2 separate regions of the Homo sapiens genome follow, and region 2 is linked to region 1. Evidence: chromatin loops called from intact Hi-C (ENCODE). Cell type or tissue: K562. All regions are shown on one strand. Links, peaks and the distances in the headings refer to the core of each region. The heading gives the core; the rest is flanking DNA. Region 1 has its middle 80 kb from the start of LINC01654. Region 2 has its middle 7.8 kb from the start of IGSF21.

The links. Peaks named below come from ENCODE experiments on the same cell type or tissue, not always from the same donor. Only the 100,000 strongest peaks of a DNase experiment are listed, where the experiment ranks them.
Region 2: a loop joins it to region 1, with 2.6 times the contacts of the local background. A loop is called at or near these places in 14 of 110 quality-filtered maps.

What each region holds. Positions count from the first base shown.
Region 1 is chr1:17,982,582-17,987,959 of GRCh38, reverse strand. No RefSeq gene overlaps it. Among named protein-coding and RNA genes, the nearest start is that of LINC01654, 80 kb to the left of the region's middle. In K562, for the core only: a CTCF peak has its summit at 3,274 (motif pointing left); a DNase peak (open chromatin) is centred at 3,239.
Region 2 is chr1:18,097,344-18,102,721 of GRCh38, reverse strand. No RefSeq gene overlaps it. Among named protein-coding and RNA genes, the nearest start is that of IGSF21, 7.8 kb to the left of the region's middle. RefSeq lists an enhancer at 3,276-3,798. In K562, for the core only: a CTCF peak has its summit at 2,044 (motif pointing right); a DNase peak (open chromatin) is centred at 2,001.

The DNA.
Region 1 (5,378 bases), core at 206-5,205:
GTCTCCCTCTGCTCGATGTCCCCTGAGTCACTTGAAAGAGTCACTTGCCTGAAAAGGCTGCGCGTGACTCCTGTGTCCTTCCTCCTGCATCCAGAGGGGTGCCCCACTGACTGCCAGTTGCAGGCTGGTTCAAGGGGCATCTCCAGGTGCTCCACAGAAAGTGTGGGCATCTCTGAGCCCAGTGAGGTTTGAGGAGAAAGTTGAAGGATGTGAGCAAGAGTTTCAGAGCCGGAGAGCAAATCTTGACCCCAGCGCTGATTCTCCTAGGAGAATCACACAGCCTCTCTGATCCTCAGTGCCTCATGGGTGAAACAAGGTAAGATGAACTCTTCAGAGGGTTCTTTTGAGGATTCACATAGTACATCTGGGAGGGCAAGATAGGTCTGCATTCAAGAAGGGGTGCAGGGGGAAGGCCCAAAAATGTCCCTCCCCCAAAAGATATCCATGTCAAATCCCAGAAACCTGTGGATATGACCTTATTTGAAAAAAGGGTCTTGCAGATGAGATTCAAGTTAAGAGATCTTGAGATGAGGAGATAATTCTGGAGTCTCCAGGTAGGCCCTAAATCCAATGACAAGGGGTCTTATAAGAGAAGACAGAGAGAGATTGGAGATGGACACAAGAGGAGAAGGTGACATGAAGATGAAGGCAGAGATTTGAGTAATGCAGCCTGATATGGTTTGGCTGTGTCCTCACCCAAATCTCATCTTGAACTTTAGCTCTCATAATTCCCAGGTGTTGTAGGAGGGACCCAGTGGAAGATAATTGAATCATGGGGGCGGTTTCCACCATACTTTTCTCATCATAGTGAGTCAGTCTCATGAGATCTGATGGTTTTATAAAGGGAAATCCTTTTCTCTTGGCTCTCATTCTCTCTCTTGCCTGCTGCCGTGTAAGATGTGCCTTTCGCCTTCTGCCATGATTGTGAGCTCTCCCCAGCCACGTGGAACTGTGAGTCCATTAAATCTCTTTTTCTTTATAAATGACCCAGTCTCAGATATGTCTTTATCAGCAGCCTAAGAACAGACTAATTCACAGCCTCACGCCAGGAAACACCAGCAACCACCGGGAAGCGGAAGACCCCAGGCACAGGATGTCCACTGGAGTCTTCAGCGGAGCACAGCCCAGCCCACACCGTGATTTCAGGTTTCCAACCTCCAGAATTGTGAGCAAACACGCTTCTGCTGCTATCACCACCCAGTCTGTGGTAGTTTGTTACAGCAGCCACAGAAAACCAACACAGGTGCTTTGGAACAAAACAAATCTGACTTTAATTTCCTGCCAGGCCATGGTAGCCAGGCTCCCCTGATAGTCAGGCCAGAGTTTCCCGACCACAGCACTGTTTTCATTTTGGGCCAGATCATTCTTTGTGGAGGGATTTCCTTGTGGGATGTACAGCTGCTTTCCTGAACACTACCCACTGGATGCCAGTAGCACCCCCTCCCCAAGTCGTGACAACCAAAAATGCCTCTAAACATTGCCAAATGTCCTCTGAGGAGACCAAATTGCCCCCAGTTGAGATGTTAGAACCATTGCTTAGGCCAGCCCATCTGCCTCCGTTTCATCAGCCGCAGAAAGAGAGCAGGGGACGGACAGTGGCGGATGTAACACTAGCATCCACCTCGTAGGACTTCCATCTCAACAACAATTTATTGAGCATTGATGTGCCAGGCACGTACTAGGCCCTGGGGCCACGGCAGTGAACTAAACAGATGTGATGTCTGCTTCATGGAGTTTACAGTCTACCAGGTTGGTCGTGCTGAGGGTAAATTGAAACAATACATTTAAATAACTAGATGCAGGCCTGACCCATCCTATGTATTCAACAATGGCTGTTTTTTAAGTTATTATTCATTTCAGTATCATTGTTAGCATAACCCTAATTAGCATCATAAGCATTTAACACAATGCCTGGCACAGAGTAGATTCCAAAATAAGATAGACATGGTAGTGATACAATAGCATGATGTGTGGACGGCGTTTAGCCCAGTGCTGGGCCCCCAGCAGATGATCCACAGATGGTAGCTTCTTTCCTCTCCTCTGGAGGTATAGAGGAAGTTAGCAGTTTTTGGACTACAGCCCAGGTCTCCTGCCTTGTAATCTGGAATAATCAGTTCTGTTGTATCATTATTTGAGTTCCCACCCAACCCTCTGTGCCAGCCAGACCTTTACAGCAATAATGATGCAAACAAATAGCACAAAATCTTGGTGGCTTACAACCGTGAGCATTTATTCTCATGCTCATGGGGCTGCAGGCTGGCTGTGGCTTGGCTGATCTAGGCTGGACCTGGCTGGGCTGCTCCACTATAGGCTGTAGATTGGGTTCAAGTCTGATCCCTGTGTGTTAATTCTTGAGCCTAGTCTGGTGAAACAGTGGTCACCCTGGGTATCTTCTTCTCCTGTTAGGTCACAAGAGCACAAGAAATCAAGCCAACCGACACATGCCTATTTAAGGCCTCTGCTTGGGTTATGTTCACTGACTTTCCATTTTCCAGAGCAAGCCACATGGCTAAGCTCCCCATCAGTGGAAAGGAGTGATAGGCATCACGGTGGGAGGAGAAGGGAAGCATGTCTGCTGATCGGTAATCTCAATGCCCCTGCTCCCTCCAGGCAAGACCCACATCCAAACACCTGAGGCTTAGGGAAATAAAACTGCAGGCTGGAGAGGAGGGGCCAGCTCCAACAGGCATGGCCAGGGCTGTGGATCCCAAAGGAAAAGAGAGAGGGAAGGGGTGAGAACAGAAACTGACTGGAGGAGCCTTGGAAGCATTTCCTTTTTCATAGGGAGAGGGTCATAAAGACAAAGGAACTGGAAGTGGTACTCAGTTCCCAAGGCCTGGACTCCACAGGTCCCGTCCCCAGGGGCTGGCTGTTCCCTTTCTCTGCCACAGGTCCAGCCTGAGACCACAGAGACTCATTCCACCAGCATCTATTATCAATATCTAATTAAATCTAATTGGGGGGACGGGAAGGGAGAGAGAAAGAACATGCAGTCAACATAACGAATAGGGTCTAGCTATGATTAATCATCCCATGACCACAAGCTGGGCGTGACTCCCAGGCCAGGAGCTAAAACCCAAGGAATCGTTCCTTTGCCGGAATTAACCCGTATGGGTCTTGGGAATCATTGGAGCAGACTCTGCATCATCACTGTGTGGTGTGATGCAAGGGTCATAGACCTCCCTTTCCCTTAAATGTCACAGCACCCAACTCTGCTGAAAGGCCACCGTCACTGGAGCATTCCCTTGGGTTCGGCGTCGCCCTCTGTAGGTAGATTGTGGAATTGCAACATCACATATCACTCTATCCTTCCTTTTGAAGAACTCCTTGTAATTTGCAGTGTTTTCATATCTACTATCCCAGATTCCTCACTAGTCAAACTTGTCAGGTATATATTGCATGCATATTATGTACCAGACACTTTGATGAGCATTGAGATACCACAGTGAACCCAAAAGACCCAGACCCTGCCTACCCCCTGAGAGCCCACTGTCTTCTGGAGAATACAGACATTTAAAAAGCCAATGATTATAGTCTGCGATCAATGCTATGCCAGGGTGCACAGCTCTCACAGGAACACAAAGACAGAACATCGGTCGTTAGAGAGGGCTTCCTGGAGGAGGTGACATCTAATGAGACCTCAGTAATGACTGGGTGTCAGCCAGATGAAGTAATTGGAGGAAGGGTCAGAAGAGGAGAGGGAGTCCATAGTGTGTGGCAGGCAGAGAATATGATTGCAGAGTCATCAAGACCTCATATTTCAAGTGCCCAGCCCAGATGCAGCACACAGTAGGAACTGAGGTGTCAGCTGTCTTTGCCCTTATGTTTATACCTATCAATCAAACTCCCAGCTGCCCTTTGAGTTGGATGGGGCCAGGACTTGCACCCTCATTCATCCATGTGGGGAAATGACACATCAGAGGAAGTGGGACCTGCCCATAGCCACAGAGTGAGCTAGTGGGGGTCTGGCCTTACCCAGGGAGGCTGTGCCCAGTGCAGTCAGGAATACTGATCACAGGGGTCAGAGGGCTTGGGTAATCATGATGGCTCTTCCATTAAACACCTGCTTCTCCTCAACTGGCTGCTTCCTGTCTCTGGCCTTGGAGTCTCCAATTGGAACATGGATGGAAGCAGAACTGAAGGAGCAGGGTCCCTTCCAGCCCTGACGTTCTGAGATGCTAAGACGCCTTGTGAACAAGGATGATTCTGAGGCTGCTGTGAAAAACCGAGCCTGACCCTGACACTCTCCCACCCACCCTGGTTGGGTGGTGGGGATTTCCTCCACCTCTCTCCACTTCCTCTGATGCAGCAGGAAAGAGGGGCAGGTCAAGGTCTCTGGGAGGCAAAGTCACGCCATCTTGGCCAGGTCATCAGCCTGGCATATTGGAAATAAACTACTGTTCAACAAACCATAGTGCCCATTCTAGCACTGCCCACTATTACTGGGTGGCCCAATACAATCTCCTAACCTTTCCAAGCCTCAGTTTCCCCATTTTATATGCAGAAAGTCATTGCCACTTTTCTCCCTCCCAAGGTTCTTTTGAAGATTGACAAATGTATGAGATGGCTGAAGGGCCAGCACCTCCCTAAACAACCTGGGATAATCTGGCAAGATCTGCCCTCTTCCTTCTGCCACCGCAGGCCTTGGTTTTGTCCCTTTGACTGCTCAAGGGATACCTCTGCCAGTGACTTCATGAACAGAAAAGTCAAGACAAAGCCCTCAGCTCCCAGGGGCTGGGGGTCGGGGCAGTGGAAAGTAGATAGAGGGCATCTCACTCAAAGTCTACACTAGAAAGGGGCGGAGACAACAGCTACCCTTGGATTGGGGAGGCCATGGAGAATCCGATGGACTATTCCTCTGCTATTCCTCATGACCAGGGTCCTTGAGTGTCCCCGGGTCACCCCAACATCTGATGCATCTGGTTGAAAAGATTCAGCTTGCCTTCCAGATGTGACCATTGGCCACTGGACATCTGGCTCTCTGAACACTCCTGGCAGCATGGAGGGACAAAACAGTTCATTTTCCCTAGCACTTTTTCATCCAGATGTGTGGCAGTCTATACAGAGCACACATCTGGAGAACCAGAGACAAACTTTCCTATTGAAGCCAATGAATAAACATGCAGAACCTAGACTGTGGGGAACGGAAGCAGCCATCTGCCTTACACTGATCAACCATGAACCACTCACTGTCTCCCCTCTCCCAGCCCTTCGCCCATTCTTCACTGTCTCCTCCCTGCCTCTGCCAACTCCTCTGTGCCAAGGGTGGTCAAGAAATGTCAGAGGGAAAACAAGAAAAGGAAAAATAAAAGCTGAGGGTTTTTTGATGCCTGCTAACATAACTTCATGTGTTACACCTTCTTTTCATTTGGGGACTT
Region 2 (5,378 bases), core at 73-5,072, 110 kb before region 1:
GCTCTGGGAATCACAGGGTGGAAAATGCCGCTCTGGCCCTGAACAAGCCTCCTGATCTCTTCCTCGATATCATAGCAGTAGAAATAGTAATAATAATAACAACAACTACTGCCAATTGATGCCATTTATTGAGAGCTTACTATGTGCCAAGTGCTATACTTTGCTTGTACTATTCATTGAATTCTTTCCAGAATCTTGTAGGTCATTTCTGTGTTTAGACCATGGAATAAACAAGAATAATGAGACACTTAGAAATGCAAGCCCTGGCCTAAGGGCATAGAGTCAATAAGAGGTGAAGCTGGCATTTGAACCCAGATGATCTCTTCTAACTAGTCCCTGCTTCCAGACCCAGCCTCCCCAGTTCATCCACCCTGCTGCCGTTGGAGAGACCTTTCTCCTGCACGGTTCTCACCATGTCTGTACCTCAACTCCTCTGCTCTCTGTTTTCACAGCACTCCCTATTGTTGAAGGTCCAAGCTCTTTAGTATGCCCCTTTGGCTGCATCCTAAGCCCCCTCTGGTTTTGTCCCTCCTTCCCCTGCTCTCACTCACCTCATGCTCTGGATCATTCTATGTCCCTCCAACACTAGGGGTTTTGTTGCGTCTCTGCCTTTGCTGGTGCTGTTCTTCCTGTCTGATAGCCATCTCCCCTTCTCCAACCAACAATTCCCATTCATACATTAAGGCCAAGGTTGATAGTCACATCTGTTGGGAAGCCTTTCTTTCGCCTCCCTCAGAGTCAGGCGTAACTCACCTTTCCGATCACAGGCCAGCACCTATAACATTGTTTTATGGATCTGTGGGAATGTGACCAACATAAGGGTAGGGAACACAGCTGATTCATCTCTTTATTGACTGTGTCTGGCAGGTGGTAGGTGCTTAAGAAAGTGACTGTTGGATAAATGCAAGGAAGGAAGTTGGTTATGAGAATTACTGGGTGGGTGGATGAATGGATGGGTGGATGGATGTGAGAATGATTGTATGGATGGATATGGGAATCATTGGATGAATGGATGGATGGATGGGTGAGTGGGCAGATGAGTAATGGTAGGTGGGTGGGTGGGTTGACAGAAGGATTAGAGAAAGGATTGTTGGGTGGATAAGGGCATGGATGGAGGCATGGATAGATGAACCGAGGTTAGAAAGCATCAGCAAGATTTTTACTTTTTCCTGTATCGCTGCACTTGCTAAGTGTGAGACACATGGACCAACAGATATTAGTCATAGTTAGAACGTGCCAACAGATGTAGTCAAGTGTACCGGCTTAATGCATGGGCTCCAGAGTTGGCCTGCCTAGGCTCAAATCCCAGCTTCAGCACTCAAAAAAAAAATGACGGTTGGAAGGGAGGAAGGAAGGAAGAAAGGAAGAAAGGAAGGAAGGAAAGAGGGAAGGGGGTAGGTAGGGAGGGAGTTGCGAAGAAGGGAAGGAAGAAAGGAAGGAAGGAAGGGAGGAAAGAGGAAGGGAGGGGAGGGAGGGGAGGGAGAAGAAGGAGGGAGGGAGGGAGGAAGGAAGGAAAGAAAGGAGGAACTTCTGTAAGAACTTGTGCAAATTATTTAACGTTCCTGTGTTTCCATTTCCTCATCTGTAAAATGGGACTGGGTCTAAGAGTACCAACCTCATCAAGCTGTGTTGATTTATTAAGACAATGCTTCAAATGACATAAGCACCCAATAAACATTAGCTGTAACAACTCTTACTGAAAGCCAAGGCAGCCATACGATGCTGTAATTATCCCACACTGTGGCTCCTTCTTTTTGTCCTTAGCTTCCTGCATTCTTAAGTGGAGAGAGGTGGATAAAGACTCCCAGGGTCAAGATCTCAAGGGACTCAGATGTTGGCCATGACTCCAAATCAAAGAAAAAAGCCAATGGGAACAGAACCTGTGATTTGTTTTTCCTCTGTGGCATTTTCCAGCATTAGTCAGTCCATTCCTGGCTCTGGACTCTTGTCTCCACGATTGTCAAGACGGGGCTGGGATCTTCTGAGGTCACCCTTGGAGCGGCCTCTTTCCTCCTTTCCTGGACAAGCTGCAATATCACACATTGACAACAGGTGGCGCCATCGAATACATGATTTGTTCCGTTTTTACAACCTTTCAAGTTCAAGGGCCTATCTATATTCCGTAAAACCGAATCAGCTTCCTGTTTTACGAGTTCTTTAGGCTTTATTATATTTGCAGTGAGGCAGGCTATTACAAAACACAAATCCTTAAGCTCCTTAATTAGCCACAATTGTAGGATGGGTCCATAATACTATAGATGAGACCCAAAGCAAGACTGTCGGCTCCCTGCACTCTTGGAGGGGCATTTTGTCCCTCCTGCATAACGCAGCAATGCTCTCTTCGGTCGGTTCACGCATGTGTCTTGCCTCCCCAGGTAATAGTCCATGCTTTGGGAAGTCTGGGCCCATTTCACTTTGTTCCTTATTATCTTCCACACCTCCCCTCTCTGGCCTGGGTCACGTGGTTCTGGAGGAACCCGGAGCAAAGAAGGAAGGTCCGGCTAACCAGGCTCGTCACTCAGTTGGGAATGAAGAGGTATTTGTTACAAAAGGCCTCTGATTAATTACAAACGCCATCCGGCGAAGCCTGACAATTTCCTCAGCCTATTTTCCCTCTTGAGTTTCTAGGCCCTGAAACATTGTAGAAAATCCCCATTTGATTTATAAGATAGGGAAGTGATTTCATTTCTCTGGGCTTCACAGTTTTCATTTGTAAGAGGCAAAGGCTGGGCTGGCTTTCCGAGGCCCCTGAAAACCTATGGCTTGTCTGGGCACAAATCCACCTCCGCTTTCCTTCTCTTCATCTCTTCCTTCCTGTGCCACTATGGAAGCGATTACTCTGCACCTGGCACTGAGCTAGGACTTGGGAGACTGGCTTTCTGGAGGAGGTGAGACCTAAAGCTCTGAAGGATGCCCAAGTTAGCCAGGGAAAGAAAAGCTTTGGGGGCAGAGCTGCATGTGCAATGCCTTACAAAAGCATGCAGCAGAGATTGCCTTCCAGGAGAGAGCAGGTGGTCCAGGAAGGCTGGAACTAGGTGGTGTAGGGGGAGGAGGCTGTGAGGTTAAGCAGGATTATTGTAAACCACACAGGGCTGATGAAGGACAGTGCAGGAACAATGAAAACTGCATTGAACAAATGAGTGAGATGCACATGCCAGTTTGAGATTTGGTGACTCTCGACATTAGATCCTTCTGTACCGACCAGTTCCTTCTCAGCCCCAGAAGATGCTTCGTCATCCTTGGAGCCCTGACATCTCCACCAAGGTGCTCTTTTTCTTCCTCCTTTCTCTCTGTACTACTGATTGAAGACGAAGCAATCCCATACCCCTGCCGGTCACCTAACACTATCTCCCCTCCCTGACTTCCTTGTGTTGACTTCCACCCATGCTCAGCCTCCTGTCCTGCTCTCCATTGACCCTGGCAAGAGGATGATCCTACAAGGAGGCAATTGATGAATCAGACTGGAATGTTTCCCTGGAATGAAAGGCTATTGGGAGGCACATAGGGAAAATCACTTACCTTTCAAAGCTATCTTTTCCTGAAAAGAGTGCTAATGGACTGCTAGCACTGGGAACATAGAGGCATTGTTCATGCTTTTAATGACTTCAAAGGAAGGTGCCTAGGCACTGGGGGCATGGCAGCTGAGAGGCATAGGCTCAGCCCAATCCCTAACAGCATTACACCAGGGTCCCTAAACAAGTGGTTCTAGTGGATCACTGCTACTGCTGAGGGTTCGAATAACACACATGTTTATTGGGCTTCTCTGGACCAGGCACTGAGCTGGGTACAAGGGACACAGAAGCAAAAGGACATGGTTTGTGCCCTGAGGAGCACACAGTTGGCAAGTGTTGGTACAGAATCAAGACCACCTGAGTGCCAACATCTCAGGGCAGACAGCCTGTCTCTGCTCACCAGATCTCGTTGCCAGCAGAGCTGTACCCACTGCCTGATCCACTTACTTTCTGCTTCCCAGATGCCTCTCTCAGGCTCCTTCCCTCCTGCTGTGTCCCCAGACCTCACCTCACTCAGGCCTCCACATAAAGGAAGGACAGTTGAGCCTCCCCAGAACTGACATCTGCTCAATTCCTTGGACCTCATTTTCTGTACAAAGCACCACCCTCAACTATCCACATCCAGGTTACCTGGGTATACCCAGGGTTACAAGCTGATCAGGTTAGCCCCCTTAAAATCCTTCACTGGCTCCTCAGGGCCTGTACACTAAAGCCAGCATTCCTGGAATGGTTTACAAGGGTCTTCAGCTCTATCCTGGGTTCACTTCTGCAGCTTTGTTCACATGTTCAGTTCTCAGAGTTCACGAAGCTCTCTCTCTTGATTGCAGACCTTTCTACATGCTGCCCCCTCTGCTGAGATAGCCATCCAAGCTCCCCTCCCTCTCCCATCTCCCCTACCCTGTCCCATGCACCCCACACACATCCTTTAAGCTGGCTAATTTCTGCTCCTGCTCCAGAGCTCAGCTTTCTTTGTCATAGTTCAGGAAGCCTACATTGGATGCCTTCTCTTGGCCTTTTCAGCCTCTGTGCTTGCACCAGGGGATTAAGACTATAGTGGTCAGATGGGCAAAGTACAGGGTGGGTGTATTAGTCCATTTTGTGTTTCTATAAAGGAATACCTGAGACTGGTAATTGATAAAGAAAGAGGTTTATTTGGCTCATGGTTTTGGGGGCTGTACAAGCATGGCACCAGCATATGCTCAGCTTCTGGTGAGGCTTCAGGAAGCTCTTACTCCTGGTGGAAGGTAGAGGGGGAGCAGGAGTGCCACATGGCAAGAGAGGGAGCAAGAGAAAGAGGAGGAGGTGTCAGGCTCTTCTTAACAATCAGATCTCACAGTAACCTCAAGAGGTAGACCTCACTCACTACTTCAGGGAGGGCACCAAACACCTCCTATTAGGCCCCACTTCCAACACTGAAGATCAATTCCAACAAGAGATTTGGAAGTGACAAATATCCAAAATATATCAGGGAAGAAGAAAGGAGAAGGGAAAGAGGGAGAGAGGAAAGAAGAAAGAAAGAAAGAAAGAAAGAAAGAAAGAAAGAAAGAAAGAAAGAAAGAAAGAAAGAAAGAGAGAAAGAGAGAGAGAGAGAGGGAGGGAGGGAGGGAGAAAGGGAGGGAGAGAGAAAGGGAGGGAGAAAGGAGGGAGATAGGGACTGGGGAGGAAGAGAGAAAGGGAAAGAAGGAAAGAAGGAAGGAAGGGAAGAAAGAAAGAGAGAAAGAAAGAGAGAGAGAGAAAGAAAGGAAAGAAAGAAAGAAAGAAAGAAAGGAGGGAGGGAGGGAAGAAGGAAGGAAGAAAGGAAGGAAAGAAAGAGGGAGAGAAGGAGGGAGGAAGGAAGAAAGGAAGGGAGGAAGGAAGGAAACAAGG